Linked DNA regions of Mus musculus: regions 2, 3 and 4 are each linked to region 1. A link is a loop called in an ENCODE intact Hi-C map of the cell type or tissue named here. Cell type or tissue: gastrocnemius. All regions are shown on one strand. Region 1 has its middle 9.8 kb from the start of Gm30470. Region 2 holds the start of Ksr1 (kinase suppressor of ras 1). Region 3 overlaps Ksr1 (kinase suppressor of ras 1). Region 4 overlaps Lgals9 (lectin, galactose binding, soluble 9).

Region 1 (8,000 bases):
GCTCTCTCCAGGAGCACTTTGAACTTCTGAGCCGCCTGCCTGCACTTCCTGATGGCTGGGATTACAGATGTGCACCACCACCCACTTCACACAACGCTGGCCATCAATCCCTGGGCTTTGTGCATGCTAGGTGTCCTGCTTGATTTCTGTCAACTTGACCCAAACCTAGGAATATCTGGGAAGAGGAGATCTTATTTGAGAAAATGCCTTCCTTCATAAGACTAGCCTGCAGGCAAGTGTGTAGGACATTTTCTTTTAATTAATGATTGATGTAGAATCCCTTAGCAGGTGAAGAAGCAGGCTAAGCAAGCCATGGGGAGCACACTAGTCAGTAAGCAGCATCCTTCCACGGCCTCTGCCTCAGTTCCTGCCTCCAGGCTCCTGTGCTGGCTTCCCTCAGTGATGAATGTCTTGAAAGTTAAGATAAATGCTTTCCTCCCTGGGGTGATGGTTTGAATGAGAACGGCCCCCACAGGCTCGTAGGTTTGAAGGCTTGATCCACAGTTAGTGAAACTGTTTGGGAAGGATTAGGAGGTATGGCCTTGTTGGAGGAGGTGTGTCACTGTGGATGGACTTTGCTGTCTCAAAAAGCCCATGCCAGGCCCAGTCTCTGTCTCTCTCTGTGTCTCTGTCTCTGTCTCTCTGCCTCCAACCTCCAGATCAGATGTAAACTCAGCTACCACTCTAATGCCTGCCTGCCTGCCTGCCTGCTGCCTGCTGCCCTGCTTCCCACCATGGCAAACATGGACTAACCCTCTGAAACTGGAATCAAGCCCCAGTTAAACACTTTCTTTTCTATGGCTTGGTCATAGTGTTTCCTCACAGCAACAGAACAGTAACTAAGTCACCCCTCTCCCCAGTTGCTTTGGCAGTGGTGTTTAATCACAGTAATAGAATCCCTAAGTAAAACACCATCCACACCACTTCGGTATCCTAGGTAATGAACTCTGGAGCATCTTCCCTCCAGTCTGACAGGCCTAAAATCTAGAGTGAAATCAACTTCGGCAGTTGTGGCAGCAGCTAACGCTCAGGCATTCACTCAACAAACACTTACTGAATTCTGACTCTGCTGAAGATGTCGTAGATATGGCCATGCACAGAAGACACATAGAGCCCTGTCTTCACGGAGCCCAAGTTCTGAGGGGCAACTGTTGCATGTTCAGGGGTGCAGGCACCACTAGCAGCACCTTCCATGGCTGAGCTCATTTGTCCCTCACACTGACTCTGACCTAGACTGCTCTGACACCCAACTTTCAGATGAGTGGGGAGGACTCACAGCAACCAACTTGTGTGGAATCACGTCAGCAGCCCCAGCTCCACACCACTATATATATATATATATATATATATATATATATATATATATATACACACACACACACACGCACACACACACACACATATATATAGTACTGGCTGGTTTGGGGTGTCATCTTGACACAAGCTGGAGTTATCACAGGGAAAGGAGCCTCCCTTGAGGAAATGCCTCCATGAGATCCAGCTGTAAGGCATTTTCTCAATTAGTGATGGGGGGGAGGGGAGGGCCCATTGTGTCTTGGGTTCTATAAGAAACACTATGAGCAAGCCAGGGGAAGCAGGCCAGTAAGGAACATGGCCTCTGCATCAGCTCCTGCTTCCTGACCTGCTTGAGTTCCAGTCCTGACTTCCTTGGAGATGAACAGCAGTATGGAAGTGTAAGCCGAATAAACCCTCTCCTCCCCAACTTGCTTCTTGGTCATGATGTTTGTGCAGGAATAGAAACCTTGACTAAGATGTGTGTGTGTGTGTGTGTGTGTGTGTACACATACATATATTTGTGTATATATATACATATATATATATGCACATATATATATATACATGCACATTGTTTTACGATCTTTCCTTTCTTCTGCGGCCATGCCATCCTGAGGAAGACCAGGAAACATTCCGGAGCCACGTGAGCCACAGCGGTCAGGGTCCCATATGTAAGCACCACGAGCACCCAGATGATGCTGGAGGCACGAATCACCACAGGATCAACTTTGACAAATATCATCATCCAGGGTACTTTGGGAAAGTTGGTGTGAGGCATGACCACTTCAAGAAGTTTCATAGCTTCTGCCCAATCGCCAACCTGGATAAATTGTGGGTGCTGGTCAGTGAGCAGACATGGGTCAATGCTACAAAACAAACAAACAAACAAGACAGCAGCTGCTCCCGTATGTGGTGTCCAATCAATCCGGCAACTTGTTCTAGGAAAGGGAAAGCTCCCTAGGCAGCTGTCATCATGAAGGCCAAATTCCTCGGCAGAAGAGCTGAAGAGAAGATAAAGGATGTTGGAGGTACCTGTGCTCTGGTGGCTTGAAGCCACCCAGGGGGTTAATTAAATGCTAATATTAAAAAAAATCTCTATGGGAACACATGTTGTAAATCGTCCTGGAATTTTTTACCTCATCCAACTATTGGTTGCTGTGGGGGTTTTTTTTTGTTTGTTTGTTTGTTTTTTTTTTTGAGACAGGGTTTCTCTGTGTAGCCTTGACTATCCTGGAACTCACTGTGTAGATCAGGCTGGACTCGAACTCACAGAGTTCGGACTGCCTCTGCCTGGGATTAAAGGGTTGCACCGCTCCTTCCTGTTCTTTAGAGTCTTCAATGAAGGGCTGGTTTCCCTTTCCTGTGTCCCCTTCGTTTTCCAAGTCTTTCTGGCTGCCTCAGATACCAGGACAAGTCTTTTGTATTCATAATTCGTGGAGTGCAGGGAGGTGAGGAGTCCAACCACGGGATCAGTGTGGCTTGAAACCTACTGTGTGGCCTTATTGTTACTTCATACTCCCGGGGTGGCTCTTGGGAAATAGCTGAGATTTCCAGACCGAGGCAAGTCTGTTGTTCTCTGGAACCTGGGAGGGAAGGAAAAGGGGAGCCTAGAGGGCCGGCGTGGGTCAGGTAGGCCATCTATAACTGTGGGATCCTCTTCTTCCTGGTGAGGGCCCAGGCTAGTATTTCTGGAACAACCCTGTTGCAGGACCCACAGTGATCACTATTTAGGAAATGTGTCTGCAAACAGTGTTGGGAACACCACAGGAGGAAGAGGCCGGAGTAGAAGATGAAATTATTCCTTGCAGTGCGGAGCTGTGATTTCCTAGCCCCTCTGGGCAGGATGTGCAATGCACTGTCCCTGTCCCATACACCTCAGGTCTTGGATTTCCCAGCCCAGATTGTGGCCGTTCCCTCACACTGCAGGCTTTGGCGCCCCCTGCCGGCCCCGGAGAGCCGTGCCACGCTCCGAGTCCCAGCGATGCCAGAAGGGCATGTCACTGCTGGGGCAGGATTAAGTCACTAGAAAGAAAGGAAATGAGTCACCACTCTTCGCAGCTGGGGGCGGCCTGGGGAGAGTGTCGAGATAAGGATACAGGAACTAGGGACAATGGCGGGAAGTGAGAGGAATGTGGGCCCAGGACAGCCTTCAGTACCCTCTGCACCCTGGACCAGCAAGGGAACCCTCCGAGGGAGGCAATAGGGGTGGGACGGGCTGAACCTTGGGTTGTTGGAAGAGAATGGGACAGAGGACAGCCCAGGGCGCCCATATCATCTTTCCCACATCCATTGAACTTCCTAAAAACCTTAGCTAGACTTCCTGAGAACTCCTGTAAGGCCCTTAGCATAAGACACAAACTGTAAGAACACCCCAACACTCGCCAGGGAACATGGGCAGTGTAAACATGGGTCGTGCTATTTCCAGCTATGGAGTCTATTTTCCAGAAGGAAAGTGTTCCCTCAGTAGTAAAGATCTCTGTAGTCCTTGCCCGGGGATTTAGGAGAGTTGGCCTTCGACCTCAAAATAGCTCTGGTCCCATCTGGATTAAGATGTCTGACAGCAGGCCCACAATTTGAAGTTGGAAAGTCTGTTCCAAACCAGTTGTCCGTTCCTTAAGTCCTGAATGTTCCTTCGTTAAGTAGTCATCCCTTTGTCCTGAAAAAATAAGATAACTTTATGTTCTATCTCAGACAAGAAGGGCTTTCCATGTGACCTTCCAAGGTGGCCCACTCGAGTTGCCCCTCATGTCTCAGGTGTGTGTGTTGAGTTCCCTCAGTAGGTCTCTACTTCCTGGAGGGCCTTTCCTCTGTTGTTCCTTTGAGCCAGAATTGAGACAGTCACCAGTGGAACTGGGTCTGCTAGAGAGTCATGGCCAGTGGGCAATTGGAGAAGAAGTAATGGACCCACCAGGAAATATCCCACTGGAAAGAGAAGAGCAGAAATTATTTTCACATATGAACATGTCTGGGCCTGCCAAAGGGGTGCCTAGAGTCCTCCAGTCCCTTAGGTGATGATTCTCCCAGAAGACATCTGTCTTGTCTGTCTTGTCCTACTCATTCCAGCCCACAACCCTGTCACGTGGGTGAGTCTACCAAGTGTCTCCTGAACACTAATGGTAAGTTTCCCATGGGACAAGAGAGCATTGTGGGATCTTCTCCCCTCTGGTGGTCTCAGCAGTGCGGGGCCACGATGACTCAGGGAACAGAGCTGCATCTAATCAGTCCAGATCTCCTTAGGATTTTGATAGGCGTCCCTGAGGCTGTCACCAGTCCCCTCCCTTCCCCAGATGGCCCCCTGTGCACACAGTACCCAGTATGCATATTCCGAGTCCACACAGATCTTTATGCTTTTTCCTCTGCTGGGCTTCAGAGCTCTTGTCTGAGCTGAGTTCAGGGGGTTTCAGTGTCAGCCAGAAGGGATTTCAGTCTCAAACTGTCTTCACAGCATATCCCAATCTTCTGATTCCATCCTGAACAAATGAATTCCCAGCCCTAAACAACTGGACATTGGAACTCTGCAGAGAGTGATCCTTAGGAGCTGGCCTGCATAGACGCTGCATAGCCTGCATAGTTGGCAGCAGAAGTGCTCAAGGCCTGCCTCTTCAGGGAGGAGAGCAGCAGGGTTGAGAGAGAGCTGGGCTTTAATGTGCCACTTCAGGAACTTCCAGGAGAACAGCCTGGAACTTCATTCTATCTGGCAACCGTAACTGTCTCTTTTAATTAAAATTAAGTATCCTCCTGAAATCAAGGGGGTATAAACTCTTGAGAGGCTGTCCCAAGGTCTGCTGTGTGCCTCAGGGGTCAGGAGTTCCATGACCACTGTGGATCTCAAACATCCGGTCTATCTGAGCCACTGAGTAGGGATTACTTACTAAGGTATCCTATCTGCTGGAGTGCCAGTCTAGTCTGAGCTAGGAAGGTATCCTATCAGCTGGGGTGCTGGTCTAGCCTGGGATAGGAAGGCTCTCTGTTGGTTTATATTTTATAGTTTGAAATTTAGAATACTCCAGATTCTTCCAGAACTCAGACTATATTTCCCTTCTCTCGTGCTTTTCCCCAAGAGACTCTGGTGGCTAAGACATTAAGGGGGCTTAGGGAAGCGGTCCCTCAGGGGTGCCCTCCCCTGTGGCCTCACAAAGGAATAAGTTATCTATGTATTGAAGGAGGGTGGTATGTGGGCTCAGCCAATCCAGACCATGGGCCAGAATCACTCCAAACAGATGGGGACTGCTCCTAAATCCTTGGACCAAAATTATCTACACTGCACCCCACTTCCTACAAGTGTCAGCTCTCTCGTGGCAGCCCCCACCCCCACCCAGAGTAGAGGGGAAGAAGCAGGGAACAGTGCTGCTGACAGTCTGTGCAGCTTCAAATCTCTGCAGCAAGCCTCTTCCTCCCCCTCCTTCTCCCTTTGCAGCTATACTGTCTAGTAGTTTAAAATAAGCCAATCAGGCAGGGCGGCGGTGGCGCACGCCTTTAATCCCAGCACTTGGGAGGCAGAGGCAGGTGGATTTCTGAGTTCAAGGCCAGCCTGGTCTACAAAATGAGTTACAGGACAGCCAGGGCTATACAGAGAAACCCTGTCTCGAAAAACCAAAAAACACCCAAAACAAAACAAAACAAAAACCCCGAAAAACAAAACAAAACAAAAACAAACAAAAAAGTCAATCAGAACACAAGCCACCCTATAAGGAGACAAAGAACCTGAAACGGTATAAAAGGGCTATCTCAAGCTCTGCCTTGGTGGCAATTTCTCACAAAGATGAGCTAGTATCCCACAAATGAGCCTGCCGCACTCCTGTGTATTCAGGGCCACTACCTTGTGGTGAAACCCCGCCCCCTCACCCAGGGACCCTTGAAGTTATTTCGTTTCAAAAGACACCAGCAACAGTGAAAAGGCAAGTCACAGACCAGGAAAAAAAAAATACCCGAAAATTGTTTTTCTGATCAGGCACCAATATTCTGAACTGCTCATAACTCGGTAACAGCAACAAAATCAAATAGGCTGATTCAAAACTCAACATTTATCCAGGGAAAGTACATAAATGGCCGGTGAGCATGCGCAAACAGCCTCGGGCACATCTGTACCTACGCTTTGAATGGCTTAACAACCAGAGTTTGATCCCTGGAAACCATAAGGTGGGAGGAGCCGCCCAACCCCATTAACTTGTCCTCTGACCTGCAAGCCATAAGACCCTGAGATAAGAGGTGCAGTAAGGTCTATTATTCACTTGGGAAATGAGAAGCAACACACACAATGGAAGCTGAGATGTCCTTTCCTGTGCTTTGAAAGAAACAAGTATTGGTTAAATAAATAAAATAAAAAGAGAGAGATTTGAGGCTGGAGAGATGGCTCAGGGATTAAGAGCACTGTTTTGGTCCCAGCACCCACATGGCTGCACTCAGCTGTGACCACAGGTCAGGAGACCCAGTTCCAGAGAGAGCTGGTGGCTCTTCTGACCTCCCTGGGACCTCCCTGGTAACCAGGCACACACTATGTGCATACATACGCTCAGGCACATATACATACACATACAAATTAATATTTCTTAAGAAAATAATGGAGAATTAAAGCTGAGAGTAGCGACACACAACCAGAAGCCCAGCAGCGGAGGCAGAGCCCCAGGAAGACACGGTGCACACACATAACACTCGGGCAGAACACTCATGCACATAAACAAACCTAAAGACACTTTCTGAAAAAAAAAGGAAAGCCATAAAAAATCGGAACTCTTGAGCCTGTGGGCAGAGACAAAGAAATGTGGTGGCTACAGTGGAAAACATCAGGAGAGGCTTCCAAAAAGTTTAATCCAGCTGTAATCCAAGCTTTCCACCTGGGGAACTGAGGCAGGAGGATTGAGAATTGAAGGTCACCCTGGAAGTCCTAATGAGATGCTGTTTTGAGAAATGTTGTTGTTGTTGTTGTTGTTGTTGTTGTTGTTGTTGTTGTTGAATAGGGCTGGGAGATGATTCAGAAGTTAGGAGCACTTGCTGCTCTTACAAAGGACCTGGAGTTGGTTCTCAGCACATGGTGAGTCACAACCACATGTAACTCCAGTTCCAAAAATCGGATGCCCTCTTCTGGCCTCTGAGGACACTGCATGCACATGGTACACATACATGCTTGCAAGCAAAACACTTATACACATAAAATATGAATATTTATTTATTTATTTATTTATTTATTTATTGTTTTCTTTTTTCCAGACAAGGTCTCTCAGTGTAGCCTTGACTGTTCTGGAACTTACTCTGAAAACCAAGCTAACCTCAAATTCACAAAAATCCACCTGCCTCTGCCTCCTGAGTGCTGAAATTAAAGGCTAAATAACATTTTTTTTTTAATTTTTAAAAACTAGGCTGAGGGGCTGGAGAGATGGCTCAGAAGTTAAGAGCACTGACTGCTGTCCCAGAGGTCCTGAGTTCAATTCCCAGCAACCACATGGTGGCTCACAACCATCTGTAATGGGATCTAATGCCCTCTTCTGGTGTGTCTGAAGACAGCTACAGTGCATATATATATATATATATATATATATATATATATATATATATATAATAAAATCTTTACATACATACATACATACATACATACTAGGCTGAGAGTCCTGACCCATGCTGCTAACATCAGTACTGGAAAGGCTGAGGACAGACAATCACAAGTTCAAAGCCTGGGCTAGACAGTGAGTCTAAAGACAGACCTTGTA
Region 2 (8,000 bases), 69 kb before region 1:
AGTGTCTCTTCCTTCCCAAGCAAAGCCTCCAGGGTAGCTCTGCTCAGGGAAGTGGCCAAATGCAGAGACTGTACCCACGACGGTTTCTGTTATCCTTTCCCCCAGGAAGGCCTCATGAGCCCTTTAGCGACCCCGCAACCCGTACAAGACACCAAGCCAAGATGGAGCCCGTTTCTGGGCGGTGCTAACAAGATGGCAAGAGAGAAGAGATGACAGAGTGCCAAGAAAGTGAACGAACATGAGGGGATGTGGGCACCTGCTTCTGCACACCGTTGTCTCTCCAGTGCACAGATGGGACCAGCAGACCCAGCTGTATAGCAGGCCAGGTGTCCCTCGATGAGCGCAGCTGGAGAGTGACAACATCCCTGCTTGCCTCGTGTAGTAGTCAGAGCTCTAGAGAGCCTGCCAGAGACCGCCAGATCCTACCCAATGACACAGACCTGCAACTTCATCCCGATACACTGAGTTCGGGTTGTGCCTTCTGTGCTTTCCATTTAAACAGGCAAAGTGTTTGATGAACTTGGTGGGGCTCCAGTGACTCCTAAGAGATTGAAAAGAGACTAGCACACTGCTGGGCAGGTAGGAAGTGAACAGTAAGCCTTGGCCCCTTTTCCCCCTTTCACACGCACTATTGGAGATTTGAACTGCAGAGCCTTAAGTAGACAAGGCCACTGTTCTCCCAGCGAGCTGTACTTCTCACCTCCTTTAACACCCTTTTCACGCCAGTGGAGCTGTTCCACAGAGCAAAGCCATCAGTAGACAGCATACCGTCATGACCTGGGATCTTCTCAAGCAAGCCTGCCCCTGGGCAGGGTCCTGCAAGGAACATCCCATGAGCTACCACTCCCACCGAGTTTAGCTAAGAAGGGCCAAAGTGTCCTGTGCCTCTTGAGAGAACAGAAGTCTGATATAGGTGTATAAGCCAAACTCTCCAGCCAGACACCTGTAATCCTAAGACCCAAGAGACAGAAACAGGAGAATAGCCATGAGTTCAAAACCAGACTAATCTATGTGCTGAGTTCAGCCAGGGCTACATAATGAAACCCTGTCTCAAGGTCATATAGATAATTATACATAGTGTGTGTGTGTGTGTGTGTGTGTGTGTGTGTGTGTGTGTGTGGCTGGACAGATGGCACAGCAAACAGTTAAGAGAATTTTCTGCTCAGGCAAAGGACTCAAGTTCACTTCTTAACACCCACACGGCAGGTAACAACCTGTAACTCCAGTTCCAGAGCTTCTGACTCCCTCTTCTGGCCTCCTCAGACTGGCCTGAGTTAGTTGCCCTTCTACATGCTGCTAGAGTGGGCTGCCCTAGAACAGACCTCTGGGATGGCTTCCTGTCCTGTGTCATCACCTGGAGGAAATTAGTTCTATGTACTTCTTCTAAAGGTGCCCTGTGTGTGCACGAATGTCACCAGGCCCCCATCCAGGGACCGTTTCTAGGCAGACACAGCCTCCACCAAACACCACAGGTAAAAGCACTCTGTTCACACTTTCCAGGCAGGTGGGGAAGCTCGAGAGTAGAAGTTATCCGGCTTGCCACCAGGTCATCTAGACAGAAACGGGACCATTACAAAGCCCTGGGGGCTTCCCATTCCCTTGCACTTCTATGGTCAAGATTCTCACAGTAATAAAAGCATCTCCTACATAACCTGTCCAGTGCTGTTCTTAAACAGGGACATCTGCACAGACAGTAGACACATTAACTTAACCCAACAGAGTCCTCATCCAGTCCCGCCTGCCCAGCCCCCTCCCCCATCATTTAACCACAAGACGGCAGAGCTTTTCAGAAACAGAGTGAAGGGAACCACTCCAACCTCTTACAGATCACATGGGGAAGCGAAGGCCCTGGAGATGAAGTGATTCACCCAAACTAGCTGGTAATAAGCCTAAGGAACCAGCTCCAAGGTCAAACTCCCATCCAAAATGGCATCCAAAGTCCTGTCTTTTCAGGGACCAGAAGGATCTTTCAAATGCATTGCAAAGAACAGGGCATGTGTCTTGTTCACACTGCAAATGGCCCTTGGGCCTTCAGAAGCCACAAGAGATGACCTCAAAATGCACCCAGTAGGGAGGCTACTGCCTAACCAGCTCAGAGGCCTGAACAGCTGGAGACTCTGGGGTATCTGATGTCACAACTTTGTCAAGATGTGCAATCTCAGAGGACAAAGAGAATTTGCAGAGAATAAAGAATAAGCCATTCTACATACAACCAGGGACCCAGGAGCACCTCAAAGGGACCTGGGGAGGAACTACAAAGGCCAACCCAGAACATTCAACAGCCCAACAACATAGCAACTCAACAGATATACATGGCAGGACAACGAGCCCAGAACTATGACACACAGGCCTCCTATTGTATCAGCCTAAAAAGTGAACTTTGCTGGACACACACACTCAGCTGTGTTCAAGAAATCCACATGCAGAGACTCCCAGTGCAGGGTTTTGTTGGTTTGTTTTTAAGGCAAACCCCAGGTCAGTCCTGCTATAGCAACTGTAACAAAAAAACAATAATAATAGCCAGCACTGTTTGGAGTCTCCCAATGTCCCTGGCTTCATGGCTTTTATGAAAATACAACTAAGGGAGAGTCACCCTGAGCATTTTGGATCAAACAAGGATTCAGGCTTGTGGTGCGAGAGGAGGGAGGGCTGGTCTTGTAATAATTACAGCAATCATCAGCTGGCTCTAGGACAGCTGGCAGATGCAATTAGCAATTGTGTGTGTGTGTGTGTGTGTGTGTGTGTGAGAGAGAGAGAGAGAGAGAGAGAGAGAGAGAGAGGAGAGAGAAAGGGTATTATGTATCTAACAAGACATCCTCAGACCTACAGAAACCAAATGTGGCAATGCCAGGGAAAGGCCCTTCTTAGGGAAAGAGTTACTAAATAACCCCTTCACTTTCAAAGGTCTTCCAGTCTCTGGGCAAAAGCAAGTTGGGAAGGCACTAGTTTCCCCCCCAATGTGTAAGGGGGTGGGGGAGCGTCCCCTTCTGAAATGCCAACCACCTTTCTGGCTGGTTCTTCCAAATCGTTTTAATGCTGCACTTCCCAACTGTATAATTTGAGAGAAGAGAGCTCACACATCTTGTTTCCTCATTGCACTCCAGGTTATCTCTGTCAGCAACCCCCTTAAGTAGCCTGTTCTTACCAAAGGTTCCCTTCCCCAGTATAATCCTTCCTAGGCCAAAGCTCAGTGTTTGGGGTGGAGTAGGGAAGTCAAAGGGTAATTTCATTTTAAGCAGTGAACCGCTGTGACATCTCCAAAGACAAGCACCCCAACGCCTGAACAGCAAAAATGCTGTTTCAGCAAACACTTTTTGAAAAGCGGCAGAGACCTGGTGGAAAGGAAAGAAACGGACAACAAGGAGAGTGGGGAGTGAGGGGAAAGTCAGTGCCACCGATCGATCGACGCTCACACTTCAAGGGACGTCCCCCACATCGCCCCAGCCCACGCTACCGGACTTAAAGCACACGGAGAAAAGACCGGCGCGTGATTCAGTGGGACAATGACTACTGTGGGCACTGGAAATAGGGTGAAGGCGGAAAGGGGTTTGCAGTGGGGTGCCCTGTGCATCCTACTCGGCACGCTGGTCTTCGAGACTCGATCCAGTTCCACGCTAACACCCCCCTCCCCTAAATTCTTCCAAAGTGAGAGCTGGTCGTAGGTCCTCACGCTGCCGCATCAGAGAGCTCGGGAAAGGGAGGAAGACTCCAGCCAGCAACCCCGCTGCAGGATGCAACTCGGGAAGGAAAGCAGTGGGGCGGCTCCCGGGCCACCGCCGGGTCCGGACGTGGGGCGCAACGGCCCCTTACCTCTAGGGTCCGGATCTCCTGCTGTGTGAGGTCGTTAGACACTGAGCACTTGGTGCGCAGCCCGCGCAGACTGCCGATGGAGATATCGATGAGCTTCTGCAGCTGGCCGCACTGCTGCAGCGCCCGGCTGACGGCGGCCCCTGCGCCCCCGTCCGCCGCGGCGCCCCCGCCGCCGCCCTCCTTTTTCTCGCCCATCGCTGCCGCGCGCAACGCCGCTCTATCCATGCCTCGGCATCGGGGCCGCTGGGGGCCGAGGCGAGGAGCCCGGGGACACGGGCGCCTCGGCAGGAAAGCCCCGAGCCAGGAAGGCTGCACTAGGAGCGCCCCTTGGCGCCGCCTAAGCCTGCAGTCCCGAAAGCCTGCTGCCCAGTCCGCTCCTCCTCCCGCCCAGACGCGGCGGCAAAGCGAAAGCCTCCACTACCCGACGGCTGTGGTTGTTGGAGCCTTTAAGCGACAGCGGGGGCCGGATCGGGGCCGCGACGCATTCTGGGACTTGTAGTCCGCGCATCGCATCTGCTTTCTGGCCCGCGCCCTCGGGGCCCCGCCCGCACTTCGGCCCCGCCTGACGTCTAGAAGGGGCTGCTCTGCGCCTGCTCCAATTCGTGCGCGTCGTGGTCTAGGGAGTTTGATTCCTTTACCCCCATCTCCCACTACTACACCCTTCTCACACACGCAAGCGCACACACATCAGTAGCTTTCCGAGACTGGCGAATGGGGTGGGGAAGGGGCTGATGGCTCAGACCCAGATAACCCCTGTCTTGTAGGATATTGAGGGTCCTAAAATTTTTGTATGAGTTTAGGGGTTACCATGTATGGGAATGCGCTAAAAGTGTAGCTCAGCGGCAGAACATTTGCCAGGCAAACACAAAGCCCTAGGTTTGATTCCCCAACACTATCAAAAGAAAAGAAAAAGAAACACCCACCTTCATCAAAATCTCACAACACCCGACGAGGCTGTGTTTGTGTTCACATAGAGCTTGACCCTGAATTGTCACACCAAAGTTACTGTGCAGGCAAGGAGAAAGGACTTTCTTCTGTGTTCTATTTACTCAACAAAATAAATTTAGTGCCCCCCATACCCTGTAGATGCCACATGGGCAAAATATTAATTTGTTGAACAGTTCTAAGAGTTTCGAGCCAGAGAGAACCTGGGTCTACCCAGTATGTGAACTTGGACAAATAGCTTTCCTCTGAGTGCCCAAGTTTCCCCTTCACATCAAATAGGGTAGTCATAGCCATCTAGTCTAGAGGGTTTCTTTAAAAAAGTTATGTTTCTAACAGCACCCATATTAACTGCTGGCATGTGCGATCAAGTATACATGCTAGCTCCTTTCTAACTTCACACTATCTAGATGAGACCCTGAGCCTCAGCAGTCAGTGGTCTTAGCAGTGGTGTTTCCCAGTCTGCCCTAATTTAAGCTTTACCACACCTGCTCATTCTCCTCTCCCATCAGTCCACCTCACATGTTCTAGCAATAAAAATGAAGTGAAAATGAGCCAGGTGGCAGTGGCACTCTGGAAGCAGAGGCAGGAGAATCTCTGTGAGTTCCAGGCCAGCCTGGTCTACAGAGCAAGTTCCAAGACAGCCAGGGCTACACAGAGAAACCCTGTCTCGAAAAAAGAAGTAAAAACTGAAGTCAAGTGTACACACTTTTAATCCCAGCACTCCAGAGGCAGAGGCAGGAGGATCTCTGTGAGTTCAAGACCAATCTGGTCAAATAGTGAATTCAAGACCAGCTTGGGCTACATATATAGTGAGGTCTTGCCTCAAAAACAGTGTTGGGTTAGACAGATAGCTCAGCAGTTAGGAGCGCTCGCTCCTGCAAAGGATGAGGAGTTCTGTGCCCTGCATCCGTGTGATGGATCACAGCCATTTGTAACTCCAGTTCTAGGGATTCTGATGCCTTCTAACCTCTGTGAGCACCAAGTAGTCACATGGCTACACATACATGCATGCAGGCAAAACACTCAGACCCATAAAACAAAATTAATCGAACAGAGCTAAACAAAAAGAATTACTGGGGCTGGCGAGATGGCTCAGTGGTTAAGAGCTCCGACTGCTCTTCCGAAGGTCCCGAGTTCAAATCCCAGCAACCACATGGTGGCTCACAACCATCCGTAATGAAATCTGATGCCCTCTTCTGGGGTTTCTGAAGACAGCTACAGTGTACTTACATATAATAAGTAAATAAATAAATCTTTAAAAAAAAAAAAAAAAAAGAATTACTGATACAGGTAGGTGTGGGAGCTCACATTAATCCCAGCACTTTACAGGCTGAGGCAGGAGAATTCTTTACTTGAGACCGACCTAACCTATCTAGTGGGACCCTGTCTCAAAGGATTATGAAGATACAACAATCCCCACTCTGTGAACAAGACCCCTCTGGTGTACTTACATGTTCCCAGCCCTTTCTGTTACCACAGCCCCACTCCAGACCCTGTATACGAGAAGCAACTACCTTGAAATAAAACTGCAATGGTGGTTTTCAAGCTTGAACAGTGTCACAGTCAAGGGGAGGGCTCCTTCATCCTAGAATGAGAGACCCAAAGCCTGTAGTTTCCTGATCCATAAATCCAAGCCTGGGTCTTGAGATTTGCATCTCTAGCAAGTTCTTAGGGGGTACTGATGCTGCAACTGTAGACAGCATGCTTTGAGAAGCCACAGTGCAGAAGGTCCGTGGACTTCTCAATCTCTCTCCACCTTGTTGTTTTGAGGCAGGGTCTCTCACTGAACCTGGAGGTTGTCAGTTCTGCTCGACTAGTTGGCTAAGAAGCCCCAGGAATCACAGACATGTCTTGCTGGCCCACCTTTGACATGGGTGTTAGAGCATCAAATTTAGGTCCTTAGGCTTGCATGGCAAGCACTTTACTAACTGAGACACCTCTCAAGCTCTTGGGACCATATTCTGGCCCCAAATCCTGGCACAGACCCCTTGTTGGCCTGCGGCCTGTGGCACTCATGTCTATCCATGCCACCATGGTGGCAGCAGAAGAGCTGGAAGCTAAACAAACGCCAATCTCTTGGCTGCTCTCTTTGGGCAGCTGACAACGTGTGTTATAGGCATACATTCACACAGACACACACAAACATATGTAAAAATAAAAATAAATCTAAACTGAACACACACACACACCAACAGTAAATTCAGAGAGTGTTGGGTGCTATAAAGGAAGAAAAAGAAGTGTCCAAAGAAGGTCTCTGATCACAGAAATGAGGTTGGCCAGTTTTGTTTTGTTTTGTTTTGTTTTTGGAGCACTCACTATATAGCCTAGGGTGTGACCTTGATCTCCTGATCCTCCTGCCTCTGCCTCCCAAGCGAGAGGATGACACAAGTGTGTGCACCACACTGGGCTGAGCAGAGATCTGAATGAGAAAATGAAGCCACCTATGCACGCGGTTCCCCAGGAAAGGGCCATTCCAAGCAGGGGCCATGTGCAAAGGCCTAGAGGCAGGAACTTGACATACTGCAGGAAGAGAAGGAAGACTCACATCGCCACAGTGTGATAAGAAAGAGCAGATGGAGATGGTACAGGGAAACTGGACAGGGCTAGATAAAGCAGGGCACAGGAAGGAAGCTGGGAATTGTCTCTAAGCCTGTATCACTCCTAATATGGCACAAGAGCAATGATAACACATCACCTGGAAGCCTCTTAGAAATGCCATGGGGGGCGGGCAAGATGGCCCAGTGGGCTGCCAAGCCCGAAGATCTGAGGGCAATCCCTGAGACTCACGTGGTGGAAGGAGAGAACATACTCCCAAAAGTTGTCCTCTGTGCTCCAGATGGATGGCGTGACACATTTAGACATGCACAATGTAAAAACCTGGGGGAGGGGGTATGAAGGGAAAAATGCCACCAAGAAGCAAGGTGTAGTGGCCCAGGCGGGAGAATCTGTTTACGGCCAGTTTTAGAGTTCTGTAACCAGCCTGGACTACATTAGATCGTGTCTCAAACAAACAAGCACAGCTCTCTAAGCACACACACAAAAAAAGAAAGCCAATATATGTTTACATAATATATATTTTATAGAGATAATTAATATTGTGGGAGGGAGGGAGGGAGAGAGAACAGATCAGAGGACAGCTCTGGTCTAGGGACTGAACTAGGTCACCAGGCTTGGTAGTAACTGCTTTTACTTTCTGAGTCATCTCCCCTACGTTCTTGTTTGAAAAGAAAATAGGTGACTCTGTC
Region 3 (8,000 bases), 100 kb before region 1:
AGAAAGAAAGAAAGAAAGAAAGAAAGAAAGAAAGAGGGAGGGGGAGGAAGGGGAGAAGGAGGGGAGGGGAGGGGAGGGAAGGGAAGAGAAGGGGAGGGGAGGGGAGGGAAGGGGAGAAGAAGGGAAGGGAAGGGAAGGGAAGGGAAGGGAAGGGAAGGGAAGGGAAGGGAAGGGAAGGGAAGGGAAGGGAAGGGAAGGGGAGAAGAAGGGAAGGGAAGGGAAGGGGAGAAGAAGGGAAGGGAAGGGGAGAAGGAGGGAAGGGGAGAAGAAGGGAAGGGAAGGGGAGAAGAAGGGAAGGGAAGGGGAGAAGAAGGGAAGGGAAGGGAAGGGAAGGGAAGGGAAGGGAAGGGAAGGGAAGGGAAGGGAAGGGAAGGGAAGGGAAGGGAAGGGAAGAAGGAAGGAAAGAAGGAAGAAAAGAAAGAAGAGAGAAGGAAAGAGGGATATGAAGAAGCAGAAAAGAGGAGAAGGAAGAGGAAGAATAAAAAAGTTCAAGGCCAGTCTGCTCTACAGAGTGAGTTCCAGGACAATCAAGGCTACACAGAGAAACCCTGCCTCAAAGAAAAAATAAAAATCCAGAGGCTGGAGGGATAGCTCAGTCTGTAAAGTGCCCACATTCCCGAATTTGGACCTAAGTCCAGACCATAGCACCCAGGTGAAAAGTCAGGTACATTGGTGGCGAATGCTTGTAACCCCAGCTTTAGAAAGGTAGACAGGAAAATCCTTGGGGCTTGCTGGTCAGCCAGTCTAGCCAAATCAGCAAGGCCCAGGTCCCACTTAGAGACCTACATCAACAGAAAGGGTGGCTGGTTCCTGAGCAACAACACCTATGGCTGACATCCAAACACACCACACACACACACACACACACACACACACACACACACACACACCCATTCATACAACCCTAACAATTCCCCCTGACCCCCAGCTTTGAAGCAAATATCTGTGCCTGGTCAGTGCCACCCAACTGTGGACTGACATGAACTCTGGTTCCACTGAGGCTTCACCCTGTGCCCCGGACTCAGTGACTGAAATACCCGGTTGGCAGTCATGTGTTACTGAGTGGGGACAGCTCACCAGATGACACTGTTCTCAGGATTTTGAAACTAGAAGAAACACTGGAAAAGATCACCAGGCCTCCCTCTGGTGGCCCATATGCACGTACCAAGGCTCATGAGAGGACTGTGTCACAGGGAGACTAAGAGCTAGGTCTAAGGCATCATGGGAGCAGGTACCCCGATAACCCTGGAGTCCTGGGCCAGGCTACCCACTACTCTTATTTCTTATTCCTGCAGAAATCCACAGACACAGGCAGAGTGTCACACAAAGGCATTCTGGCAAGAAGGGCATGGAGTGGGCAGGGGGACAAGGAAGTGAGACAGTTACTGCACATGGCACTCCTTGCCCCACCATGTCCCCTCTGACTGAAACATACATTTCCGGGCAGACACGGTTTCTAAGAGACACCCAACTTCTCAGATGCCTTTCCCAGGCTCCGCAGGTAAAAACCTCAGCCTTGTGCACAAATCATTCCCGCTCTGAACACCGGGGCCTCCGTCCAATGGCTGCTCATCTGCCCCACCCTCGCCCCCACCCCAGCTGCCCGACTTACCCGGCTATGCCCACTGAGATATCTTATCAGCCTCTCACTTGGGCTGCTGGGCGGGAATGGGATCACCTGGGGCACCTGCTTATGGGCTGGGCAGGGACACAGCCGCCTACCGGGCACAGGGAGTCACCCAGCAGACCGCACTGAGTCAGAGGCCAGGGTCCAAAATCAGTTTCCTGGAGGGCCTGTGACACCACCCAATGGTTCAGACATGGCCATCAGGGCTCAGACGGGGCTGCCAACCCGACTCAGAAAACGGCTCCGTCAAGGATTTTTTTTTTTAAGCTGTACAAGTGCCAGAAACCTCTTCCTCTTGTTATTACTTTTGAATGTAAATTAAAAGACCTGTTCTTTCATGTCTCTGGAATGCCGATATCAGTTCCTCAGCTGTCTCCAGGAAAACATGAGCTCTGCTGGAGTCAGAAACAGCGGGGCTCAGTCCCCTCGTCCATTTAAGGACATTGGCCAGGCATGTGACAGTGGGTAAGTTGTCTCTTTCACTTTTTATGACTAGGATAGACTTCAAGCTTCCCAGTTACTGCCACCTGCTGTTCCTTCCCATGCCCAGAAAGCCACTGGCTTCGATTGCCAGGCTCCGCACACCGCTGGGACCCCACACCCCCACTGCAGGAACTACTACACAGTCCTTGCACAAAATCTGCGCGGTAGCTTTGCCCTCAAGTTCAAGTCTTTTGCTTAAACTCCTTAGATGGCCTCCCTCACTGCTCCTCAAGCTCTCTGGATTTGTGCATTTGTGTCTGAGTGTGTATTCAAGTGGGGGCGTGTAGGGGCCAGATGGTCAACCTTAGGTGTCCTTGCTCGGGGAGTGGGGTCTGAGGGGGGGCATCCACCATGTCTTTAAGACAAGTTTCTCACTGTCTGGAGCCTGCCAAGTAAGCTAAGTTTGCTGGTCTGTGAGTGGAGGGATCCTCCTGTCTCTGCCTCTCCAATACTGAGATGGGAACAGCCATCTACCACACCCAGCTTTTTTTTTTTTTTTTTTTTTTTTTGTGGGTACTGGAGATGGAACTTGGGTCTTTGTGCCCAGACATCAAACAACTTATTAACTGAGCTTTCTCCCCCTTATCCTTCCTCTACTTTCCTCGCTCCCTGTCAGACATAGATCCCTAGCATGTCCAGGGAGGGGCCTCTGCTCCAAACCACAGCAGCCATCGAAGTCCCATGTCGGGGCTGGCAAAATGGCTCAGTGGGGAAAGGTACTTGCCATGGAGCCTGAAACCTGAATTTGATCCTGGAAAGTCCTCTGATCTCCACACCTACTCTGTGGCATGCTGGCTGGCACTCTCTCTCTCTCTCTCTCTCTCTCTCTTTCTCTCTCTCTCTCTCTCTCACACACACACACACACACACACACACACACACACACACACACACAGAGTCCATGTGGATGACAACTGTTCCAGGAAGATGGGACACAACCAAAGGGCCTCAGGACCCCTAACGTTCTCTCCAGACACAGAAGCAGACAGAGTGAATGACCTGCAGACCACATAGCCATGGGTCTCTTAAGGGGAATAAGCTGGACAACAGAAGCCCACTGAGCTGAGCTGAGCTGAGCTGAGCTGAGCTGAGCTGAGCTGAGCTGAGCTGAGCTGAGTCTGTCTTGCTTCTGCTTCCCAGCAGCAGGCAAATCCTTCAGCTCTGCTAGCGAGTGTCACCAGTGCGACTGCACTCATGCGGGGCCCATTATTTCCTCCCCGAGTCCCCTCCCTCCTTGACATACCCCTTAATTAAAGTTTAGGGTTGGGATTTTTTTTTTATGATGCTGTTCTTTAAGCACATGACAACACAGAAGGAAGAGTTATTTAAATCCAACTTGCAAGGGGAAACCGGCATCGTTAGAAGGGCAAAGCAAGAGCACATTTCACTGGGTTTCAGGTATTTCAAGGTCACTTCTGAAGAACAAGACAGAAAAAAAATGGGATCCTGGAACTAAGGAGCAACAGCCTGACAGAGTGACATGCTGGGTTTTACTGTGACTCCTTCCATACCTAACTTACCCATGGCACTCCGTCTGTGACAGAGACACACTCCATCCGAGAGTGGGAAAGATAAAAGGCAAGGTGAAAGGTATGGATGGCTAGCAGGCCCACAGCGGACAAGACACCCCCAGCCTGTCCTTGCTCCTCCTCCTGCAGCCACCCCGGTCCCACTTCCTCCCAGTCTCTCTGGTCCTCCCTGGGAGGTGTTCCCATGATGCCAATGATGGGGCTCTCCTCCTCCTGGGACGATGACCTGGGGGTTGCTCCTGAAATGAGGTCACCCACAGGAGACCACATGCCCATGAAAACCAGGCCTCCGATGACAGCATCTCGAATTTGTCCTAGGATGGTCCCCACCCAGCCTGGCATGACCTGGCCAGATGGATAAGCCACCAGGGGCTCTGTATCTGTGTTGTATCCCGTGTCCTATTTCACTAGATCAAAGTTCTGCACCTGGATGTTTGCAGGTGTCACAAGAAGAATCCCTTCCCGCACCCTACTTCCTAGCAAAGAGAAGAGCTTGGTGGGGAGAAATTGAATTTAAAAGTACAGCTTGGCAGGCTGGAGAGATAGCTTAGTAGTTAAAAGCACTGGCTGTTCTTGGAGTTCGAGTGTTCCAACACCCACATGGTGGTCCACAACCATCTGCAATTCCAGTTCCAGGGGAAGGACCCCCACGGGCACCTGGCATGGACATATATACATGCAGGAAAAGAAAACACTCATACGCAGAAAATCAAAACGCTAAGTGCAGTTTTGTCCAGGTGTGGTAGCCCTCGCCTTTAATCCCGGACTCCTTGAGTTTGAGGCCAGCCTTATCAAAATAGTGAGTACCAGGACAGCCAGGGCTACATAGTGAGACCCTAGCTCAACAAACCAAACCAAATGCAATTTCATTTGCATTTATGAGCTATAACCATAAAAATGAAGCCAGCTCTTTTAGTTTGATTTTTTTTTAAGAAAGAAAGAGAAAGAGAGAAGGAAGAAGGGGGGAGGCACAGAATTATATGGTACACATGAGCCTGGCAGGACGGGCAAGAATAGGCACCATGTGGAGCTGACAGTCAGGGTGGCTGAGGAAACCTACTGGACTAAATAGTTCCAGAGCATGATTTCCTGTGGGGGCCAAATATTCCCAGCCATAGCCACAGAACTGGATCCCTGCCCCTATCTCAAACCATGTCTTTAAAAGGACGTAAGAAGTAGAGAGTAAGAGTTGGCAGCTGAGGCTCCAGTCCTAGCTTGACCACCCGCTGTGACCCAGTGGCCTTAGACACAACCGGGTAGTTCACGAAGACTCTCAACTTTGTCATTTTTAAAGGGCAACAGACAATGGTGCCTATCTGTTCATAGTGTTTCCTGAGGCCCTAAGATCAGGGCGTCGGGTACACCACACACAGTCGACTGTGCAGAGTGCTAATTGGAACTAAAATGATGAGGGGTTAGGCAAGGTTGGCAAATTCCACACGGATGCTTTCAACTGAGTGGTATCCTTAAAGCAAGGTCAACTCCCATTTCCCTCCCGACATGAAATACACTATCCAGCAAAGACAAAAAGCAGTTTCAAAAGCCAAGTCCTTTGGCCAATACCACGTAATGAGCACCTGTCAGGAATTTAAACATATTTCCCAAATCCTTAGCCCTTCCTTGTAGATGAGATACCATGGCTTGAAATCTGCCCCCACCTCCCTCACCCCCCGCCCCTACTGATCATACCAAGCCAAAATTTCACAGCCAGGTCTGCATACTGGTCTTGGATTCTGGACTTTACCTAGCCCATGGCTGTCTTGCTGCAACAGTAAACATGTCTACCATTCAAATTTTCTAAAACTGTGAAGAACCCCCAAAATGCCCTGATTCAGAAGTGTCAAGAACTGTGCCCAGAGAAAGGGAAGTCAAAGGCTTATGACTCTCGAGAAAAAACCTTGCCATCAGATTCCCCATCTTCCCTAGAGGAATAGGTGCTGGCTCCGGTGGGCAGACACCAGCTGCAGAGCAAGGCGAAGGTGAGCTGAACAAGGCTGTCAGGAAGGCCAGTCTGACCTGTGCTGGCTGCTGCCTGCATCAGGGCTCACCAGGAACCACAGCCTCTAGAAGATCCGAGTGTAAAATTACCTTCTGAGATGCTTCATGCATTTCTATTTTGAAGCCACCCACTCCTAGCTGATGCTCACACCCTCCCAGGCGATTCCCTCCTCCCCACGTACAACTTAACTGCTTGTCAGCACCGTCTGTCTGTGGGCAAAGGAGTCCCATCAGGTGGCTGACCCCAGTAAATAATTAAAGGGTGATCCCACAGCCCCAGCGGAGGCCTATTGAGAGGAGGGAGCCCTGCTAAATTAGACATGGCAGGGAGGCACGCTAACAGCTTAGCAACTGCTTCCTTGACAGATGGTGAGCAGAGCGCAGCCCACAGAGCAGCCTGCCAAGGGCAAGGCAGGGCAGGACAGGGGCACGGAGCCTTGGCTCTCGGCAGGCAGGACCATCTCAACGACACGAGAGAGTCTGCGATGGCTCTTCAGCAAAGACCCGCACCACCCGGGGAAACCCACCACCCTCTCGAGGCTAAAACAACACCCAACCTTTTACTTCTTTTTCTCTTTTTAGTGGGAGGAAAACACCAACCAGAAAGTAAAATTTCCCAAAGTGCCAGCCTTCTATGGGCCGAGTGAGGGAGAAAGAGAAAAAGGTCAACTTCCATTTCATCTTCCCACCAAAGTGGGCACATGAGAGCGATCTGTGTACAGTTTATATGCAGGCCCACATAGGAGCAACAAATGCACAAATGCTCTGTGAGACAGGACTGGGCCAGGCACAGTGGCACATGCCTATATTTCCAGCTAAACTGAGCCTGGCTCAAAATCTAGAAAAACAAAGAAACCAGGCTGGTGGCACAGACCTGCAACCCCAGTGCTGGGGCGCTGGCCACAGCTGGGGAGCTGGTAGCAGGGGGGTTATGGACGCTTGGAAAAGTAAGAACAACTTGACAGACCCCGTCTCAACAGCAATATGCTTGTTTAGGATTTCTGAGGCTCAAGGTTCAATCCCAGAACCTCTAAAAACCAAGAGTTAAAAAACAGCTGGGACCGGGCATGGTGGCTCCTGCTTCTAATCCTTATATTTGGAGATAGACACAAGAAGATTTAAAAAAAAATTCAAGAACATCCTTGGTTACACTGAAAATCTGAGCCAGGGCTGGTGGTTGTAGATACCAGAATGCCAGCAGTTGGGTAGCTGAGGCAGGAAAATCTCTTGAGTTCGAGGCCAGCCTATTCTACATGGAGCATTCCAGACATCCAGGGCTACATGGAGAGAACTTGTTTCAGAAATAAACAAACAAAAGGCTGGAGACGAAGCTCAGTTGGTACAGTGCCTGCCTAGCAGGCACAAAGTCCGGAGTTCCATCCCAGGCACTGCAGAGCCCAGTCACAGTGATGTATAGCTGTAATCGTCGCACTCGGGAGGTGGGGGCACAAGGGTTGGAAATTCAAGGCTATCCTCAACGACAGTGAGTTGCAGGCCAGTATGATCAGCACTCACTCACTTAGGAGAGAAGGGGTTTTGGGGAGCCCTCAAGGGACTCTGGCTATTGTCACCTGTACTTTTAGTTTTTGAGTTTTGTCATTACCTGTGTTTCATTGTGTGTGTGTGTGTGTGTGTGTGTGTGTGTGTGTGTGTGTGTGTGTGTGTGTGTGTGACAGTGCATACAGAGAATGCTAGAGGAAAACTTATAAGAGTCAATTCTCTGCTTCCACCATGTAAGTTCCAAGGACTGAAGCCGCGTTGGCACGCATGGTGGCTAGTGTCTTAACTAGATGAGCCATCTCAACAGCCCTCACACGTGTTTTTAATGATGGGGGCAAAACGTTTTCATTTCATTTCTCAAACTTTGTTTTCCATCATATATGATGAGCTAGTCTGTCACAGTCTATCACAGAGACTATCTATCACCCAGGTCACTTAAAAGGCATTAATATTTGCTCACACTTAGGCAGTATTACTGTGTTGTGTGCCTGGTGTATCACATGATAAACAACCAGCCCTCTTCCAGAGGGAGAAACAGAGTTGTCACGCTGACTCGCTGGCCCCTCACCTGAGCTCCGCAGCTAGAGTTTCACAATGGGCATCGTCTACACACAGAACAGAGAGGAAGGGGTGGGGGTGGCAGGAGTAGCCGGGCTGCCAGGGATGTGTGTCTACAGAGCCAATAAAGGGGAAAAAGAACAAAAGGAGGACAAACGAGAGAGCACAAAGGGAAAGCACATGAGGAGATGCTCACCTCAAAAGCAGCTGCCCTGGGCGCACCCTTGACCCACTCCCCTGGCCTGCACCCTTCACCAGCCCTCCCACACATGTCCCTCTTCAGAAAGGCAAAGAAAAGCAGAAGA
Region 4 (8,000 bases), 250 kb before region 1:
GTTTTGGGCCTGGTCTCCACCAAGTCATTTTCAACGAGACAACTGACACAACCAAGTTAAAGCTTTGTGACCCAGGGCCACCGCTAACACTCATCTTGAACTGTGTGAGGACCAGGCTAACACTCACCTCACACTGGATGTGAGCACTATCTATCCAAAGTGTGCCGCAGACCCCGCCACACCCCACCCTTTTACTCTATGAGATTCTGTTTTATTTATTAGGTCTGTGTTGTCACTAAACTAAAGTCCAAGTTCAGGAGGCTGGAGAGATGGCTCAGCAGCTAAGAGCACTGGCTGCTCTTGCAGAGGACCTGGGTTCATTTCCTAGCACCCACATGGCAGCTCACAACTGTCTGTAACTCTAGCTCCAGGGGATCTGATGCCTTCTTCTGACTTCTGAGGGCCTCAGGCATGCATGCACATGGTATAAATCCATGCTGAAAAACACTCATAAATTAAAAAAAAAAAAAGCCAGGCGTGCTACATGTCTGTAATTAATTACTGCACTTGAGAGGCAGGAGGATCAGGAGTTCAAGGCCAGCCTTGAATATGAAGTAAGTGTGAGACAAGCCTGGGCTATGTATGTGTCTCAATAACAATAGCGAAATGCAAGCTTGCTTTATGACCTAGAGCCCCATGCTCTAAGTCTTGTGGCAGAGAGTGTTGTCATTACATTTCCAAATGATGGCTGCACATTGGCCCAGGGGCAGGGTCTCAGCATTGATTTTTCTCATTTAAGCTCACTGGGTAATTTGATGTTTTAACCAGGGTGGATAAGGCCTACTTGGGGTATCAGGCTTCCAGCCGCAGCTCAATGCCAGCTCTTCCTCCTTGGTAACACATGACTGCATAAGCCAACGAGTGAATGGCAGTTCACTCTTGGCTGTGATTGGCACAAAACTGGCTGTGTGACCTCATGCACGTGACCCATCTTTGTGAGTTTATCTGCCCCTCTATAAAACTCAGGAACAGCTAAGCCCCATAGTGCAGGGCTGTACGCTGCCCTATTCCGGAAGCTGAGACAGTGGGTTCAAGACTAACCTTCTTAAGACCCCCATCTCAAAATAGAAGGAAAGAAAGAAAAGAAGGAAGGAAGAAAAGGAAGAAGGAAAAGGGACTGGAGAGATGGCTCATCGGTTAAGAGCACTGACTGTTCTTCTGAAGATCCTGAGTTCAAATCCCAGCAACCACATGGTGGCTCACAACCATTTGTAATAAGATCTGACGCCCTCTTCTGGCATGTTTGAAGACAGCTACCGTGTACTTACATATAATAAATAAATTAATCTTAAAAAAAAAAAAAGGACAGCCATGACTTACTAGTATGGAGGAGGAGGAGGAGGAGGAGGAGGAAAAGAAGGAGGCAGGGCTGGGAAATGGGTGTGGTGGTTCAGGCCTGTAATCCTAGCAAGGTAGATGAATCACCTGAGCTCAAGGGCAGACACCCTACAGAGTGAGTTGTAGGTAAGCCTGGGCTAAAGTGAATCCCTGCCTAAAACAAACAAACAAACAAACTAACTAACTAACTAACTCAGGCTACTGTTCTTGCCTAGCCTAAGGCTGTCTGTCAGTTCCCAGATCAGGGGGAAGTGGACATAGCAGATACAAACCTTTACTTCAGCAGGGGCAGTACTCATGAAATAATACCAATTTGTACAACATTTTCTCTCCTTTGGGATGCAGCCCTCACATCACAGGCATCAGCCTGTATCCCATCACAGACCCCTGCATCCTCCTCTTGCACCCCAGCATCTTACCGAGAAGCTCTGGCCTCGACTGAAGGGCATCCTCCCAAGCAGACTTCGCTCTTCCTGCCCCCAGGAGTTGTTGATCTGAGTGTTTCGGACAACAGCATTCTCATTGAAACGGGGGTTCAGGTGGAAAGCAATGTCACCTCCACAGCGAAGGTTGATATGGAACCTGGAATGGACAGTTCACAGAGACCCCGTTTAGTTACTGAGCTCTGGGCTCAGCCCCTACCCATCATCCCAGGTGGCTCAGAGCCACGCTGACCAGAACAACCCTGGGAGCCTCTGTTGTGGGAGCCCTGGGGGTTGTCTTACCTCGTAGCATCTGGCAAGACATTGCCTGATATCATGATGGACTTGGACGGGTAAAGCCCATTTGGAATGGGGGTGTAGAAAGGTATGGTCTGTAGAGAGGGTGAGAATAGAGTATCTTCAGCTGGGCTTCATTCAGCAACAGCAGGGGACACAGTGTCTAAGGACTCTAAAGCCTGGCCCATGAGTCCTGAATCTTCTGGAAGGAATCCAGTTTCCTTTACTTGACTCAATAAGTGTCAAAACAAAAGAACCCTTCCTGTGTTTCCCAAAATACATTTCAACTATAATGAGGAGGAATATTGTTGGGGCACAAATGTCTTGTTGGGGTGTTGGGGTTTAATGAGAATGCCCCTCCCTCCACCATCCAGAGGCTCATATATTTAAATAGTTGGTCCCCTGTTGATGGGACTGTTTGTGAAGGATTGGGAGGTGTGGTCTTGTTGGAGAAAATGTGTCGCTGGGGTTTAAGCTTTGAGGTTTCAAATGACCTGTACCATTCCCAGCCTCCTCTACCCCTCAACCCCGGCCTCCTACAAAATGCGAGCTCTCAGCTACTGCTTCGGTGTTGTGCCTGCCTCTTTGCTGCCAGGTTCCCTGCTGTGATGGTCATGAGCTTGTAAGCCCCAAATTAAACTCTTCCTTCTGTAAGGTGCCTTGGTCATGGTGTCTAAGGCGGGTCTACAATTTGCTCATGCTGAAGGGGCCATTTTAAAGTTGAAAGCTCTTTTCCAACTGTCTACTGATAGATACTTGAACTGTTTACCTGGGTGCAGGAACCTTCACTGGTCATGTCAGTCAGAGAACTCTCCCACAAAGCCCTCACCTCTCACCCTGCCCAACATGAGCCAAAGCTCCAGAGCTCCACAGGAAACCACTTACATAGGCTGGGGTGGGGTACACCACAGGAGGGATTCCAGGAGTCTGTGGAAGAGACACACGAGTGACACACACTCCAAGGGACCTTCAACAGCCAGCCCTCGGAGCCTCCCGTCCCTCTTCTCTGTCACACCAGCAGACACAGAACTTCCTGGCGTTTTTCCTGGAGCCCACGACAGTCCCTTGTCTTTTAGCCACTTCCCATGCATCCCCATCAACTCAGGGTCTCCCACCTGCACTGTGTAGGGGAAGGACAGATAGACTGGCTGTCAGTAGTGACTCGGTGGGGGTTTGAGCTTAGTTAGCAAGCTAGGGTCTGGGGCCACCACACTCCAGCCTGGGCAACTGGAGAACCAGAATGCCTGCCAGTTATAGTCCTATAAAGACTGCTTCTGAGTGTCTGTTGTCCCCAGGAGAGTTTGGGCTGTTCTTCTTAGCAGAGGGCCCAGCCCCAGCTTTCTCCATGTCTGTCCTAAGTACTTTGGTTCCAACTTTGTGACTCTAGGGAATTATGCCATTGACTAAAGGAAAGTGGTAGGGCTGTGAGGTAACCAAAAATTTTAGACTTACAGAGAACATCTGTCCAGGGGTGCTGTGAACCATATGGATGGTAGTTTGAGCCTGGGAAAAAAAGAAATGGTTTCTCACCGTTACAAGGACTACTACCTGTCACCAGAGGGCGCTGCATAATATCCACCCGTAAGCCTGAAGCTTGGACTGTAATCAGGCAGGTCTTTCACCACAGTCCCTCCCAGACACCCATATACACTAGGGCTGGGGAGCGGAAGATAGATTATGGTTAGAGTTATGCCCACCAGCCTTGCCAGTGCTTGGAATCCAGCTGTGTGCCACCACCATGTATTGTTGAGGGATACTGAGGATAAACTCAGGGATTTGTGTGCGCTACTCAAACACTCTACTCCACCAACAGAATTCACCCCCAGCATTGTTCTCTCTATTTGATCAGAGCCAGCCAAGCACACCTGCAGCCCCCTCCCACCAATATCCCTGAGGCCTGGGGGGTAAGGAGTGTGTGTTGTCTTGTCTGCCCTTATGAGGGATGCTGGAGCCATAAAGAAGAGGTTCTAAACACACACACACACACACACAAGCGGAGGACTTACCATGGGTGCCTGGTGGGCAGGACGAAAGTTCTGAGTCTGAAAAGGATCAAGGGAGGGGGAGGGTGGTTATCTCTGGGATCACATGGGGTGAGAGGTGACCTCAAAGTTCAGGTGTTGTCCTAGTGGTCAGTATCACCTCCTTCCTGAGCCTGCCGCACAGCACTTAAATTCTCACCCTCTCAAGGATGCAGAGGGGGTACCTGGCCCCCTGAGAGAGGACTCAACCCGCCTGGCCACATGGCTTCTCTGGGCCCACAGAGGTGTGAGCCACACTCCCAGATCCCCACTTGGTTAGCATTTAGCTTTGTTGGGTACTGAGCACACAGCTTCAGTGCTTTCCAAGGAGGCCAGCGTCCTTGACTCCCATCCCCCTGCTGAGGTCCGAGGCTCAGAAAGGTTAAGCAACTTGCCCTGGCTGGCCCAGGCACTGAGTAAGAAGATCCCAAGGGAACCCAGCTAAGTCACATTGCATCTACATGTCCCATATCCTCCCAGGCCAGGGTCAACATTGGGCTACCCTGCAATGGCTTCCAGATCCCCTGCCAGACCTAGAGTTAGTATGGCAGAAGGCAAGTGACATTTCAGGCCATCATGAACCGCAACTGCCTGAGTGACCACAGAGCTGCTGGCCTTTCCTCCCTACCCACATCCCACCGCCATCCCAGCATATATCCCTCCCTCCGTTTTTAGCTTCCTGTTCTCCCTGACTATTCAAAAAAAAAAAAAAAAATCCATGTTCTGAGTCTCTATTGCGTGCCAGCACCAAGTAAGGAGCTGGAAATACATAAATGAACAAACAAGCCCTGGTGCCAGTCTTCCAGGATTCCTGGGCATGGAGAAGGTGGGTAACTTGAAGAAGGTGCACATGCAAAGGATGCTGTGTCCCACACAGCACAAACAAGTGACAAGTCCACCATAACATAAGGTGGGCCAGAAAAAAACTCTTGAGTGTTATTTAAACAAGAATTATAGTGTAATTGTTAGTTTGTCGAGTGTTATTTAAACAAAGAATTATAGTGTAATTGTTAGTTTGTCAGGGGCGAGATGAACAGATGGGTTAGCCTGTGCAAAAGAGAACTGGCCAGCGAGGGCTTTGAGTGAACCGCAGAGGTGGTGTGACTGAGCGGAGGTAGGAAGTAAGCTGAAGCCAGACTAGACAGTGCTCTGTTGTGCCTTATGGGGGAATTTTAGCTTGCGTTTATTTATCGCGTAGTTTTTGTTTTGTCTGGTTTGGCTTGGTTTGGTTTGGTTTGGTTTGGTTTGGTTTGGTTTAGACAGGGTCTCACATGGTTCAAGCTGAAGGTGATTTTGAACTTCTGATCCTTCCTGGTTCTGCCCCCAAAGTACGAAGATTATAGGCATCTTCCAGGCTTCGCGCTCTGTTCAGAAAGACTTTTGGCCCTAACCCTAAAGGATTTTACAGTGGGCGAGTGTGAGGCAGATAGTGGGTGGGTGAGGTCACTGTGCAGCGGTGAAAGGAACCATCCCAGCTGACACATGTGAGGAGTTACCACAGGCTAGACCCACGAGTGGCTTTAGGGAGAGAGAGGGGCACTTAGAAGAACAGAGCCAGAAGGGACACAATTCTGGGCAGCTGGTGAATGCAGAGGACCCTGGCTTGGTTTGATGGGGTCTGAAGGCCCCTGGCTAGCTTGTTGGTTGGACCTGCCTCTGGGCTCTACCTCTTTGAATCTCCAGGCCAAACGCTTAACTCACTTTCTGTTTGCGCCCCTTAGGGGTCCGTGGGAACTGGACTGGCTGAGAGAACTGCACTGTGGAGAAGACATGCTGGACAGGGGCTGCAGAGTTCTGTTAAAACAAAAGCATGTCTGGGTGACAGAAACAGGAGGCATTGCCAAAGCAAGGGCAGGCAAAAAGCAAGGGCTGGCTCCGGACCCAGAGGAATGACACCAGGAAAGGGTTAGGTTGGCGTGAGCAAGGTCACAGTGCCCCTTTACTCCCTCTGTCCTGCTTCTGCTCCTGCAGGAAGGGTCAAGAATCAGCAGCTGTGAGCATGAGGCCAGAGGAAAAGGGGCCAGTTTCCCCCCCCCACCCCCCCCGCAGAATCTCTAGATATTTATTTATTTACTTACTTATTTTCTGTATTTGGTATTTTTGTGGCAGAGTCTCATGTAGCCCAGGCTAGTCTTAAACTCACTATGTAGGAGAGAAAGAGGATGACCTTGAACTCCTAACTCCTCTGCCATCGGAATCGCAGACCCGAGATGCTGCCCAGCTGGACTTTCAGATCTTGGCACCACATCAAAAATTCTAAAACAAGCCAGGTAGCGGCGGTGCACACCTTTAATCCCAGCGCTCAGATAGCAGAGGCAGGAGGAACTCTGAGAATTCAAGGCCAGTCTGGTCTCTACATAGCCAGTTCCCAAAAGAGCCAGGACTGCATAGAAAAACTCTGTCTCAATTGCTCTCTTTAAACACACATGAATGTGGTCTGTAATCTCAAGCATTAAAGAGGCTGGAAGCAGGAGGATTACACTGTAGAGCCAATCTGGGCTACACAGATTTCAAGGCCAGCCTGAGCTAAAAAATCAGAACTAGGCCTGGTGTTACGCATCTATAATCACAACACTGGAGAGAGAGAAACTGAGACAGGAGGATTGGCAAAAGTTCATGAGACGCTGCCACAAAATAAAGAACTTGTTTTCAGAGCTGAGCCTGGTACCATATATCTGTAATCCCAGTACTCAAGAGGTGGAAGCAGAAGAATCATAAATTAGAGGCCAGCCTGAGCTACACAGTGAAATTTTGCCACACACGAAAAGGAAAGGAAAGGAAAGGAAAGGAAAGGAAAGGAAAGGAAAGGAAAGGAAAGGAAAGGAAAGGAAAGAAAAGAAAAGAAAAGAAAAGGAAGCAAAACAACAAAAAAACCACATACACACACAAAAGTTTTTTTGGGTTTTTGTTGGTTTGTTGGTTGATTGGTGTTTGGTTTGATTTTGGTTTTGTTTGTTTGTTTTTAATACAGCAGTCAAGCAGACCCAGGCTGGGCCACACTGTGCCCTCTGATTTGGATTCCATTTAGAATTCTAAAATCCTTTTAGAATTTTCTGGTCATGCACTAGACAGCTAAAGACAAGGAAAAGCTTTGGCATCTTCACCAAGGTAGATTGTTCATCACAGAGAAACCAATGCCAAAAGGGACAGAGAGACAGACATCAGGCAGACAGACACCGAATTGGCAAACCAGGGCAGCTCCAGAGCTACCTGGGGAAGATGCTTGCTGGTGCCCCATTGAGTGGGCACAAGCCCGACTGGTCACTGTCCTCTAACCCTGGGACAGGTGCCAGCCTTTCCTGACCTGGAAGGTGATAAAGGACAGCTTCAAGCAGCCGGAGACAGCGATGGTGTCCACGAGGTGGTAGGGTACGCGGTGTTGGTACTGCACAAAGAATTTCTTGTTCACCATCACCTGGGGGAAGAGAGTCACTGTGGGAGGAGGGCCAGGCCAGGCCACGCCCAAGCTTTCCTTTCAGAAATAAGGATCTGCATCTTACATCCAGCTCTTCAAGGCGGGAACATCACCTGCAGTGCCTGCCAAGGACGGAGTGTGTGAGCCACTGCACTCAGACCCATTATCCTCTGGGCTCCTGTTTCCTGCGGGCATTCACTTACTTAGTCCAGGCTTATAGTTGCTTTTTAGAACACTTTTAGAGTACTTTACTTCATGTGTGTAGGTGTTTTTCATGCATGTATGTATGTGCACCACATGCATACCTGTCGTACCATAAGAGGATGTTGAATCCCTTAGAACTGGACTTACAGACGGTTGTGAACTGCCGTGTGGGTGCAGGGAACTGAACCCCTCGGCCTCTGCAAGAGCAGTCAGTGCTCTTAACCACTGAGCCATCTCTCCAGCCCCTAGGTTTATCTTTTCAAACTTGGTTCATATCAGTTAATTTTGTTTTTAAGTTGTTAA

What was found. A loop is a pair of places that touch in the nucleus more often than their neighbours do. Peaks named below come from ENCODE experiments on the same cell type or tissue, not always from the same donor. Only the 100,000 strongest peaks of a DNase experiment are listed, where the experiment ranks them.
Region 2: it touches region 1 in a loop (2.0-fold over the local background); 12 of 42 quality-filtered maps call a loop at or near these places.
Region 3: it touches region 1 in a loop (2.8-fold over the local background); 2 of 42 quality-filtered maps call a loop at or near these places.
Region 4: a loop joins it to region 1, with 10 times the contacts of the local background. A loop is called at or near these places in 31 of 42 quality-filtered maps.

The regions. Positions count from the first base shown.
Region 1 is chr11:79,210,897-79,218,896 of GRCm38, forward strand. No RefSeq gene overlaps it. Among named protein-coding and RNA genes, the nearest start is that of Gm30470, 9.8 kb to the right of the region's middle. In gastrocnemius, a CTCF peak has its summit at 7,390 (motif pointing left); a DNase peak (open chromatin) is centred at 3,244; H3K27ac peaks cover 2,323 bases.
Region 2 is chr11:79,142,245-79,150,244 of GRCm38, forward strand. Ksr1 (kinase suppressor of ras 1) reads right to left here and starts at 4,229. Exons shown (of 19, transcript NM_013571.3): 1 at 3,811-4,229. The coding sequence starts at 4,035. In gastrocnemius, a CTCF peak has its summit at 4,175; DNase peaks (open chromatin) are centred at 2,704, 3,839, 4,279 and 6,742; H3K4me3 peaks cover 2,960 bases; H3K27ac peaks cover 2,879 bases.
Region 3 is chr11:79,110,977-79,118,976 of GRCm38, forward strand. The region is part of intron 1 of Ksr1 (kinase suppressor of ras 1); the gene reads right to left. Among named protein-coding and RNA genes, the nearest start is that of Ksr1, 31 kb to the right of the region's middle. In gastrocnemius, a CTCF peak has its summit at 2,161 (motif pointing left); DNase peaks (open chromatin) are centred at 2,242, 4,282, 4,862 and 5,998; H3K4me3 peaks cover 981 bases; H3K27ac peaks cover 2,798 bases.
Region 4 is chr11:78,963,935-78,971,934 of GRCm38, forward strand. Lgals9 (lectin, galactose binding, soluble 9) reads right to left here. Exons shown (of 10, transcript NM_001159301.1): 4 at 7,383-7,493; 5 at 4,064-4,099; 6 at 3,510-3,560; 7 at 2,943-2,984; 8 at 2,064-2,152; 9 at 1,758-1,920. Among named protein-coding and RNA genes, the nearest start is that of Lgals9, 17 kb to the right of the region's middle. In gastrocnemius, a CTCF peak has its summit at 3,611 (motif pointing right); DNase peaks (open chromatin) are centred at 3,623 and 7,425; H3K27ac peaks cover 862 bases.